Regions from separate parts of the Mus musculus genome. Here all the other regions are linked to region 1. Evidence: chromatin contacts called from ENCODE Hi-C or POLR2A ChIA-PET data. All regions are on one chromosome and are shown on one strand. The core of a region is the stretch at or near the end of the contact, and the rest is flanking DNA. Distances in the headings are between cores, read along the strand shown.

Evidence for each region. A loop is a pair of places that touch in the nucleus more often than their neighbours do. ChIA-PET counts read pairs that join two places held with the same protein, here RNA polymerase II (POLR2A).
Region 2: POLR2A ChIA-PET joins it to region 1 with 10 read pairs in Patski. The contact joins the promoter of Toe1 here to the promoter of Btbd19 in region 1. POLR2A ChIA-PET finds 5 or more read pairs at or near these places in 2 of 5 experiments (Patski and embryonic stem cell).
Region 3: a map of regulatory T cell shows a loop between it and region 1 (4-fold over the local background). The contact joins the promoter of Nasp here to the promoter of Btbd19 in region 1. A Hi-C loop is called at or near these places in 1 of 37 maps with a recorded cell type or tissue (regulatory T cell). POLR2A ChIA-PET finds 5 or more read pairs at or near these places in 1 of 5 experiments (embryonic stem cell).

What each region holds. Positions count from the first base shown.
Region 1 is chr4:117,123,547-117,126,952 of GRCm38, reverse strand. Btbd19 (BTB (POZ) domain containing 19) reads left to right here and starts at 1,295. Exons shown (of 8, transcript NM_001384196.1): 1 at 1,295-1,624; 2 at 2,813-3,014; 3 at 3,171-3,224. The coding sequence starts at 1,539. It overlaps Tctex1d4 (Tctex1 domain containing 4), which reads right to left and starts at 140. Exons shown (of 4, transcript NM_175030.2): 1 at 95-140.
Region 2 is chr4:116,805,584-116,809,006 of GRCm38, reverse strand. It overlaps Toe1 (target of EGR1, member 1 (nuclear)), which reads left to right and starts at 1,448. Exons shown (of 8, transcript NM_026654.2): 1 at 1,448-1,539; 2 at 2,248-2,390; 3 at 2,481-2,521; 4 at 2,652-2,748; 5 at 2,864-3,022; 6 at 3,262-3,423. The coding sequence starts at 1,488. It overlaps Mutyh (mutY DNA glycosylase), which reads right to left and starts at 1,273. Exons shown (of 16, transcript NM_133250.2): 1 at 1,236-1,273.
Region 3 is chr4:116,625,854-116,629,455 of GRCm38, reverse strand. Nasp (nuclear autoantigenic sperm protein (histone-binding)) reads left to right here and starts at 1,505. Exons shown (of 16, transcript NM_016777.3): 1 at 1,505-1,566; 2 at 2,027-2,124. The coding sequence starts at 2,066.

The sequences.
Region 1 (3,406 bases), core at 46-2,545:
CTTCCATCGTCCTGCTTGGGTCTCTAACTCCTTCGGAATCACCTATGAGACGGATGCCCTCTTCCCCTGAAACTCCCGCAGGCATCTGACTCACCTGCAGCCTTTGGCCTCCAAGCTCTGCTGGCCCCACAGTCTTCACTGAGCTGGCCTGACAGGCCTGTGGGCGAGGAAGGCTTGTGTTGTGCAGTTACCATGGGGCTGTGGCAAGCACACCTCTCCCTCCCAGAAATCCTTCCCCTGGCCAAACTCTGGAATAACCTAAGTGTTCCTGCTATGGGCACCTGCAGAAAGGAGGGGCGCTCTGAGTTACCAGGGAGAGAGGGTCCACGGGGGCTTGGAGTTCTAGGGCATCACAGGCTAAGGGAGCCGGTGCCGAGAGAGGTGCACTGTTCAGAAAGGTCCTAGTTTCAGAGCCACTATTTCATATGAATCTCTCCCTGCCTCTTCACCCTTAGCTAGCCTCCTCTAATTCACAGGTCCACGAGAGGAAAACCCACCAGGGGGCCACTGGATCTGGCCTGGCCATCTGTGAATAAGTCACGGGGGGGGGGGGGGGCTGGGATATGCTAAAACCTTGAGATTGCGGGGGCAGCTTCTTAGGAATTTAGTATCTGGGCTCACAGGAAAGAGCACGTCATGGTTCAGCATTCTCCCCAGCAGCCTCAACAAGGACAAACATTTCCGCTTCAGGGCAGGGTGGGGCTTGGATGACTTCCTTAGTTCAGAGCTATGTGCTGAAGGGAGGCCTATTGGTTCAGCGGGAAGGACCCAGGCCTGGCATGGCCATGACTCAGTGATTCTAAGTCCGGTTTCTTAACCTTTGCTGACCTACTCACGTGTCTGGGACCTGTAGGCAGCACCTCTTTCCTTAGGGGGATTGCTTTTCGGGGCTGCCAGAGGCTGCGCTACTCCTGTTAGAACTGACACCTCACCTCCCCTGCTCTGGGAGGTGTGGGGCTGCCCCCTCCCAGGCAAGCTAAGTCTGAGCCTTGAAAACCACACTTAGGTTTGAGAATTTTCCCTGATGGGGTGATGTCTCGGGTGTTTCTAAAATGCAGCCGTGGGAAGGGATTAGAAAAGCAGAGGCCTTGGATTCTGAACTCAGTGTAGGCGGGGAGCCAGCCAGCACTAGGGCCCTCAGACTCATCTTAGGGCCCTTCTACTGCTGATTTTTTTCCCCCCCTGGGCGTATAGGGAGATGGGCGGGGCCTCCTCAGGCTCAGCTCCAGTTTCTATGGAAACCCACAGGCTTCCCACCCAGCTGCTGCCTGGGCAGATTCCCAACCTGGGCCTCATCCACCACCAGCCTCTCCCGGGATCATAGGCCTTTCTAGCCCCAGCTTCTTCTCTGGGTCCTGTCTGCATCTGCATCCCTTTCCTGAACCTCAGGCCTTCTTTAAGGACCTGGGCCTTTCTGCTCCTATATTTTAGCTCCTCGGCAAACAGGCCTCCAGCTCCTGCCCTCCCTCTCAGGTCTTTCTTGGCCTGGCTAGGCCTTCTAGACTGTTCCACCCTTTAACCTACTGCCCACTGCACTTATGGAGAACCCAGGACTGGTGGTACGTGGGCAGGCTGCACCCTTTTCCACAGCACTTCGAAGCCTCATCAACAACCCCCAGTACAGGTGAGGCAGTGGCCCCCTGGGGGGTTTTCCCTAGCTGGCCTGTGAATTTGAGGAGGCTAAGGGCAAGGAAGCCCGGGAAAGAACACTTGGCCTCCCTGGGGAACTCAGTCTGTGAGGAAGTCAGCTATAGAGGAAATTTACTTGTCTGTGGCCACACTACCCTGAGAGTCAGAGGCGGGGGTAGTGGCAGATAGAAGGGAGGGCAGCTGTGTGAACTCAGGCAATGCCTGAGTTCTCTGGCTTCTCCTCCACCCCCTCGGCCCTGAAAGATGGGTTATGATTTGATTCACCCCCATTGGGCTTTCGACTGAGCACTGGAACGTCTTATCTTGAAGAGACAGAGGTATGGATGGCTCTAGCGATTCATAAGAGGAACGAAGCCCAAAGGATCGAGCCGGAGACCCAGACAGGAAGTAGTTCAAGGTTTCCGACCACCCACTGCTTGCCCAAGAGACTAGTGCTGTCTGAAACCAGGAATAGAGTTCACTGGGGGCAGGGCTGGTCATGGGAGACAAGAACTCTGTTTCCCATCCCCAGACTCTCAGAGGCTGCCCTGCTCCCCAGGGTTAAGACTGCCATAATTCTCGGTTTTTTGAGGACAGGGTGCCACAGTCTGGCCTGAAGAGTGGAGCCTTAGGCAGGAGGCTTTGGAAGCTGAAGCGCTCGCTGCTGCCTCCTACCCCTACTTAACACAGAGGCTGGGGCCGGAAGTGATTATGAAGATGGAAAATGTGGTCTCACCTCATGATGGTGATCACTGTCATGTCTGTCTGCAGTCAGTGTGCTCTGTACCCCACATCCTCACACCCTCCCACAGGAAGAAGGGTAAAAATGCTGAGTTGGCATTTGGTGAAGGCGTCCCAAGAGGAGTGTCCTCTCCCCCAAGATTCAGACTGGGGAGACATCAACCTGGCTTGCATGAGCTCTGCTATCCCCCTACCCCCCCATCCCCCCGCCCCCTGTGAACCAAGCATAGTCCACTCCCTTGAGACCTGCCATCATGGCTGAAAAGTCTTAGAGTCAAAGATATAAAGTCACCGAGTGGAACTGAGACTAGAGCACAGGCTTGTGTCTTCCAGATGTAGGCTTTGACCTCACACAAAAAGAAGCCCTAGTGTGACAGAGGTAAAGCCAACAGTGTGATCTAGGTCTGAGATCCCCTCCCCTGGCCCTCCCTCTCTTCCACAGTGATATTTGCTTTGTGGTTGGTCAAGAACGGCAAGAGGTATTTGCCCACCGGTGCTTGTTGGCCTGTAGATGTAACTTCTTCCAGAGACTTTTGGGCCCTGGGGTACCTAGTCCTGTGGTGCTAAGCACTGTGCCTGCCGAAGCCTTCTTAGCTGTGCTGGAGTTCCTATACACCAACAGTGTCAAGCTGCACCAACACTCTGTGAGCCTACCAAGCAGAGGTCTGGGTGGGAGAGAAGATGAGGATGCCCGAGTCAGAAGGATGCCCATTATGCTGTGGGTTGAGGGGTGGGGGAAACTCCCTTCTGCTCCCTCAGCCACTCCCCTCTCCCTCCTCGCCCCCCCCCCCCCCCCGCAGGTGCTGGAGGTGCTGACAACAGCTGTGGAATATGGGCTGGAGGAACTTCGAGAGGTGAGTGTCTCAGGCAAGCCATCTTGTCTCCCTTGCCTTTCAGTTCATCGTCTCCTTCATAGTCTGACCTTCTCACACAGAGTATGATAGCTCTCTGTGTACACAGGATCTGTACATGCTCAGTGTGTGCTGAGTGAGCACAGGAAGTATTTATGGCTGGTTCTTCAGTGCAACGGTGAATT
Region 2 (3,423 bases), core at 199-2,698, 320 kb after region 1:
CTGCACAGTGGGGGCTCATGAGTTTTGATCATAGCATCCATATTGGACTGCTCATAAACCAGCTGTGATATCAGCCCTAGGCTACGGCCAGGGGGATTAGAGGGCTGTGAGATCTGTGTTGGAGGGTGGGATCCGACTGCACTCACACACACGGACCCACGCAGAAATCATACACGGAATTAAAAATAGTAACAAACCTTTTTTGTTTTTGTTTTTTGGAGACGGGTTTCTCTGTGTAGTTCTGGCTGTCCTGGAACTCACTTTGTAGACCAGGCTGGCCTCGAACTCAGAAACCCACCTAATCCGCCTGCCTCTGCCTCCCAAAGTGCTGGGGCTAAAGGCGTGCGCCACCATCGCCCACTACAAATCTTTTTTAAAAAGTCAAACTAGCCGGGCGTGGTGGCGCACGCCTTTAATCCCAGCACTCAGGAGGCAGAGGCAGGTGGATTTCTGAGTTTGAGGCCAGCCTGGTCTACAAAGTGAGTTCCAGGACAGCCAGGACTATACAGAGAAACCCTGTCTCGAAAAACCAAAAAAAAAAAAAAAAAAAAAAGTCAAACTAGAGTGGTTGTGCACACCTATAACCCAGCACTCCAGGTGTGGAGATTGCTTTTTGTTTTGTTTTATAGAGACGAGAGTTTCTCTGTGCAGCCCTGGAGCTCACTCAGTACACCAGGCTGGCCTTGAACTCAGAGATCCGCCTGCCTCTGCCTCCTGAAGGATGAGATTATTGTCAGGCACCATCCCACCCAGCCTGAATTTTTAAAGATAAGTTTGAAGCCTTTTATCTTTTAAGATAAGGAGAAATCTAGGTCGGTGGAGCTAGAGAACACTTCCTAGGATGGGACTGAATTCCGACATTGTTACCACCTACAGGTCAAATTAAGACCTACCAAAACCTTAACTCAAGTGCACATTAATACTTGGGTGAATTATCTTTAAAACGTTCCTGGTCATTTTACCACTTATCTACCTGTGTCCTGTAGAACGCTTCCCTCTCACTTCCTTATCTTTCTGGACTTGTGTCCATGCTCAGGACCCCTTTACTCGGCCGTGCACCCCTCTCTCCCGAACTCCTAGGCTTGCTTTAGCTCAGCGCAGGAGGCATTCTTTCCCCAACCCAGCGCCGAGAAGCCTGCGCTGCCCATGCCAACCCTGAGTTTGTGTAAGTGAAACGATCGGCTGTAATTTTAAGATTCCACGTTCCCGCCACCACAAATGAAAGCACAGATTACCTCCTGCGCAGTCTCCGACCGGCCGCTCCCAAGAAACCCCGAAGGGGGCGTGGCTTCGGTCAGTAGGACCGTCCAGCCAATAGACACTCAGCGCGCGCAAGGCCCACGCTCCGCACCCCGCCCGACCACTCGGAACGGAAGTTGACCCTACGGGACCCAGACGCCGAGACCCCGCCCCATCCTAGATCCGTGTCGCTTCTGGAGACGAAGCGGAAGTCTCTGCGTACCTCCAGAAGGCTGGCGAGGGGCGTCATGGCCGCGGACAGTGACGATGATGTGCCTCCAGTTCCAACGCCCTCTGACGGTGAGCGGCTCCCCAGGGATGGCCACAGAAGCCTAAGGGGTCCTGGGGAGGGAAAAGCCTCGGCCCGGTAGCTCGGAGACAGGCCTGTAGTTCTTCTTGCCTCAGCTATCTTAGACTACAACTCCCAGTGTGCAGCGCGTGCAACTGCAAAACCCGAACTGTTGTAGAGTGGAGCAGTGAGGTGGGATGGGTGGTGTGTTTTGGACGGAGCCGGTGGTTGTCAGTCGGTAATACCAGAGTGCGTAGTCGTCCACAGTAAGTGGAGCTTGGGTTTAACTTTGGAGCACTCCGGTAGCTGTTGAGGCATCATGTATATGTGGCTTTATGGGATCGGTTTGTGTTTGAGATAGGAGCATGCTCTGTAGGCTAGCCTTGAACTCGTGGTCCTTCAGCCTAATGCTCCCTAGTCCTGGGATTACAGGCTGGAGGATAAAGAATCCTCAAAGGTTATCTAGTCCACTTTTCTCCTGATCATGATGCAAAAAAGAAATGATTTCCCAGTCCCACATAAAGGCACTAAAAGACACAGATGCCCTTTTTCCAAATTTAGGGCACTGCCCATTTCAGAGCTTGTGTTTAGAGCTGGTAGATGTAAAATCTTTAAGTGAAAGCTTGTCAGTGGGCACCCCTTTGCCCACATCTAGCTTGGTGTTTGCTCCACAGGGACCTTGTGAAACCATCTAAATCCATCAACGCCCTTATCCCCAGGTGGTGTCAACAAAAACACACAACCTGCAGAGGAGTTTGTGGTTCGGGTTCCTGTGGTAGACGTGCAGAGTGACAACTTCAAGGAGATATGGCCATCACTCTTGCTAGCCTTAAAGACAGCTAGCTTTGTGGCTGTGGACACGGTGAGGAGTGGGAGGAAGGGAGGGCAGGTGGCTGTGAAGTGTTTGGTGATGGGTGTGGAAAATAACCACACTTCCTTTACCCACCCATAGGAGCTGAGTGGGCTCGGGGATAGGAAGAGTTTGCTGAACCAGTAAGTATAAGCCTTGCCTGTGATCCCAGCTCTAACAAATATGTAGGTCTCAACCCAGAAGCTAGGGACTGCCAGCCCTGGTAGTTTGGGTTCTTTGTGAAACTAACTCATGCCCAAACCCAACTCTAAGGTGCATTGAGGAACGTTACAAGGCCGTGTGTCATGCTGCCAGGACCCGTTCTGTCCTGTCCCTGGGCCTCGCCTGCTTCAGGCAGCAACCAGATAAGGTAGGAATTACCTTCATCCCAGGTCTGAGGGAGGCATGGGGCCTGAGAGTTGAGATCTTAATGGTGGAAATTTTTCCTCCCAGTTTTTGGTAAAGTAGATCCTCATGTTTTTCAGGGTGAAAATTCTTACTTGGCTCAAGTGTTCAATCTCACCCTGCTATGCATAGAGGAGTACGTTATAGAACCGAAGTCTGTGCAGTTCCTGGTACAGCATGGCTTCAACTTCAACCGGCAGTACGCCCAGGGTATCCCCTACCATAAGGGCAATGACAAGGTAGCTCTCCAGCTTCCTCTGGCCTTGAGTTCGAGTCCCGTGTGGTTTATTTCTTGCTTGCATAGGCCTGGGGGGTGGGGGGTGGGGGACATGTGTGTGACAAGGCTCGAGAAACAAGACCTTTGTGGAAGGGGCAGGGCGGGGTTAGATAATGAGGCGGTGCTTCCCCAGTGGGAAACCTGGTTAAGTGTGCTGACTGGGTGCTGACTGGGCATCGTTGTCCTTCCCCTTCCACCTAGGGAGATGAGAGCCAGAGCCAGTCGGTACGGACGCTGTTCCTTGAACTGATTCGGGCCCGACGGCCCCTGGTGCTACATAATGGCCTTATAGACTTGGTGTTCCTGTACCAGAATTTCTACGCGCACCTGCCTGAGAACTTGGGGACCTTCACTGCTGACCTG
Region 3 (3,602 bases), core at 256-2,755, 500 kb after region 1:
TTCTGAGACAGGGGTTTCTCTGTGTGGCCCTGGCTGTCCTGGAACTCACTCTGTAGACCAGGCTGGCTTCGAACTCCCAAGTGCTGGGACTAAAGGCATGTGCCACCACTGCCGGACAAAATTTTTTTTTTTTTTTGGAAACAAGATCTCACTATGAAGCCTTGGCTGTGTTGGAATTCCTTACATAGATTAGGTTGCCTCAACAGCTTCTGCCTTTGGAGTGCTGAAACAGGTGTGCTGTCTTAGAACTAGCTCTGTAAAACATTCTGGGTTCAAATCCAGGGAGACCAGTCTGCCTCCTGAGTGCTGAGATTAAAGGTGTGTGCTAGGACTGGAGAGATGGCTCACCGGTTAAAGAGCACTGGCTATTCTTGGAGAGGAACAAACTATCTGTAGTTCTTGTTCCAAGGGTTCAGACACCCTTACACAGACATACATGCAGACAAGATACCAATGTACATGAAATACAACTAAATAAATTATAAAGGTGTGTGCCATCATACCCAAGTTATTTTTTTTTTAAGATTTATTTATTTATTATATGTAAGTACACTGTAGCTGTCTTCAGACACTCCAGAAGAGGGCGTCAGATCTTGTTACAGATGGTTGTGAGCCACCATGTGGTTGCTGGGATTTGAACTTCAGACCTTTGGAAGAGCAGTCGGGTGCTCTTACCCACTGAGCCATCTCACCAGCCCCCCCCAAGTTATTTTTTAAAGGAACCCACTTATTTCTATTTATCCATTTTTAGTTCTTTTTTTTTTTTTTCATTTTGTGTGAATAAATGCTTTACCTACATCCATGTCTGTGCACCATATGCATGCCTGGAGCTTAACGAAGTGGTGAGGCGCCTTGTGGGTGCTGGGAATTGAAACAGGATCCTTTGCAAGAATAACAAGTGCTCCTAACCTCCTAGCGAATTTTCCAGCCACATTTACTTTTATTTAATGTGTATGAGTGTATCTGCATACATAAATGTGTACCATGTGTGTGCCTAGTGGCTCTGGTGGTCACAGGAAGGCATTGATTGAATGCCCTTGAACTGGAGTTACAAAAGGTTGTAAAAGAAGGCGTGTGTGGTGCTGCTCACCTGTAATCCCAGCCCTCGCAATCACAGGCAGGCAGATGTCTGTGGGTTAGAGATCAGTGGGTCTAAATAGCAAGTTTCAGGCTAGCCAGGGATAGACTGTAAGTCCCTACCTAATATATATGAAAGAAAAAAAAAGAGAGACAGCTAAAATATTTAAAGTGTTTTAAGTACAGGATTTAACTTAACAACTTGGACGTGGGTAAAGTAAGATGATGGCAGCAACGGATTGGATCAGTCAAAGGCGGTGGATCTAAACACCCGCATCCCTTTGCCCCTCTAAGAGTTTTGAATCAAGCGCGATAGTTTTATCTGTAGCCAATCCTAGAGCAGCATCTTGTTTCGTCAGTAGTTGCTGAGGCCCAGAGCCACGCGTCTGTCTGGTCAGTTCTAGCCGTTGCTGCTGTACTCGTGCTCAGCTCTTGCGTTTCCATCCGTTAAGACTGAGAGGACATAGGGAATACCTGTCACCTTCTCGGGTATCCCCGTCAGAAAGACACCTTCGGGACTACTTTTTCCACAGTCGCAGAGACTCACTGGCTCCACTTAATTGTGGAATCTCTAGGCTGGCTCCCATTCAGAAGTTGTAGTACTGAGATTTTGCTTCTATCACGACTAGCCACAGAAGCAGGAAATTGTTTGATTTTTGTTTTCTTTTTCCTTTCTATCTTACTTTCTTTTTCTTTTTTTCTTTTTTTAAGGAAAAACGGGCTAGGGCGGGAAGATACCCAAACGGGAAGGGATACAGGGCTGTGTCCTTGTGACAGAAAGGTGTTGAGTCCTAGTCCTTTAAATCCGAGGGGGGAGGATCCGGAAGTGGATGGGCGGGACAAGGGACCTGGTATATAAGAGGGCCTCAACCGCGCGGGGTCTCCAATCTGCCATTTTCTCTACCTGAGTGAGTCTCTGCTGTCCGGAATTCTCTGGTTTTCTTCGCAGGCAGTGTTCTGCCCACTGGCCCACCACCTCAGGGGAACGATGGCCACAGAGTCTACAGCCGCTGCTGCCATCGCCGCGGAGCTGGTTTCCGCTGACAAGTAAGCGGGACTGTGGCGAGCTTGAGGCCAGTCCTCAGGGAGAGTCCGGGGACTTGGCTTCCCGGGCGGGACGGGCTGGTGGGTGGGACAGCTGCCTTCCCCGGAACAACGGCGGCCGTGCGGAGAGGGTTGCTCTGTGGAGAAGCCCTACTTGCGAAGAGCTGGCGCGCCAGCGGTAACGGCGGGTGGCTGGCGCCCCCTGCCCGGCTTTTCACGGCCGCCATCTTGCCGGGGGCAGCGGTGGCTGGCTCCATCGCCGGCCCCTTTTTTCCACCCCTTGCCCGAGGTTGCCGGTAGGTAGGCGGGGCCCGGCTCCAGTCGGTCCTTGAGCCCCTCCTGATCGCGCACTCCTAGGGTGCGTCTCTGTAGAGAGTCTGTAGACGTACCGAGAAATTGGCCAACAGATTTGGCGCCAAAAAAAAAAAAAAAAAAAAAAAACCCACACGAGGATGGAGGCTTGGAACAGGGGACGCGGGTGGGTGGGGCCTCTCAGAGGGCGGGGCTTTGCACGCTGATCGTCGTAGTTTTGGCTCTTAGGAGTGGGCGGGGCCTGTAGGAGGCGGGAAAACTCCATTGTTTGGAGTGGATGCTGCTTTTGCCGGGTCGGTGGGGCGCAATGAATTTTATTATATACTCACTACCAGGTTTACAGTAATCTTGAGGGTGGCTACGGGACTGAAGCTTTGTAACTCTTAACCTTTGCGGAGAAGTGTCTTGATTCGTTAGGTTTTCGGTATGTGGGACGGGGATTTTGTTGCTTCAAGGGACACTTTACTTGCGTAGTGTCTTCGGTAAAGGCTGTATGTAGCTATCAGTCTAGTGTTTACTTGCTAGATGAGTTTGCTAAGCGAAAGGACCCCAAAGGAGGAATGCTTGATTTGAGAGCTTTAAAGTGCTAATCTAACTTGATCTCTCCCATATGCACAGAAGCATTCATCAGTTCGAGGAAAGAAGTTATTTTCCATACAGGTTCGATTTTCCAGTTTACCTTGCCTTTTTTAGGTCCTGGATTCTATTTTTTTCTGTCCCTTGAGCATTTTTTTTTTTTTTAACCAAGTTTTGCCTTGGGTAAAAGTAAAGGTGTCTGTGAGATATTTGATTGGTTTTTCTATAGGTTTATGTTTTAGATGACGTTTCACTCCGTACAGTTTACCCTATCACCTTTTGGTTCCTTTCCTAGTGGGTTCTTGAAAATCAGTGGGTCTCTAACCACTCAACCATTTGGGAAAGTGCAGTTTTACCCTCAGATTCCACTTTCCTAGGTCCTCTTCATTGATATTTTTAGGGCCAGAGTAGATTAAGTTTAGGAATTCGGTAGAAACTCCATTTCTGGTGCTTTCTGAACAGCTGCTTGTATTACGTTGGGGATCCCTTTCCTTCCAGTACTTTACAGTTTGGGAATGCCTAGCATCTCCTCAGATTTCCAAACTGTGTTTTTTGTTTTTCTGTGTAGTCCTGGCTGCCTTGGCCTCCCAAGT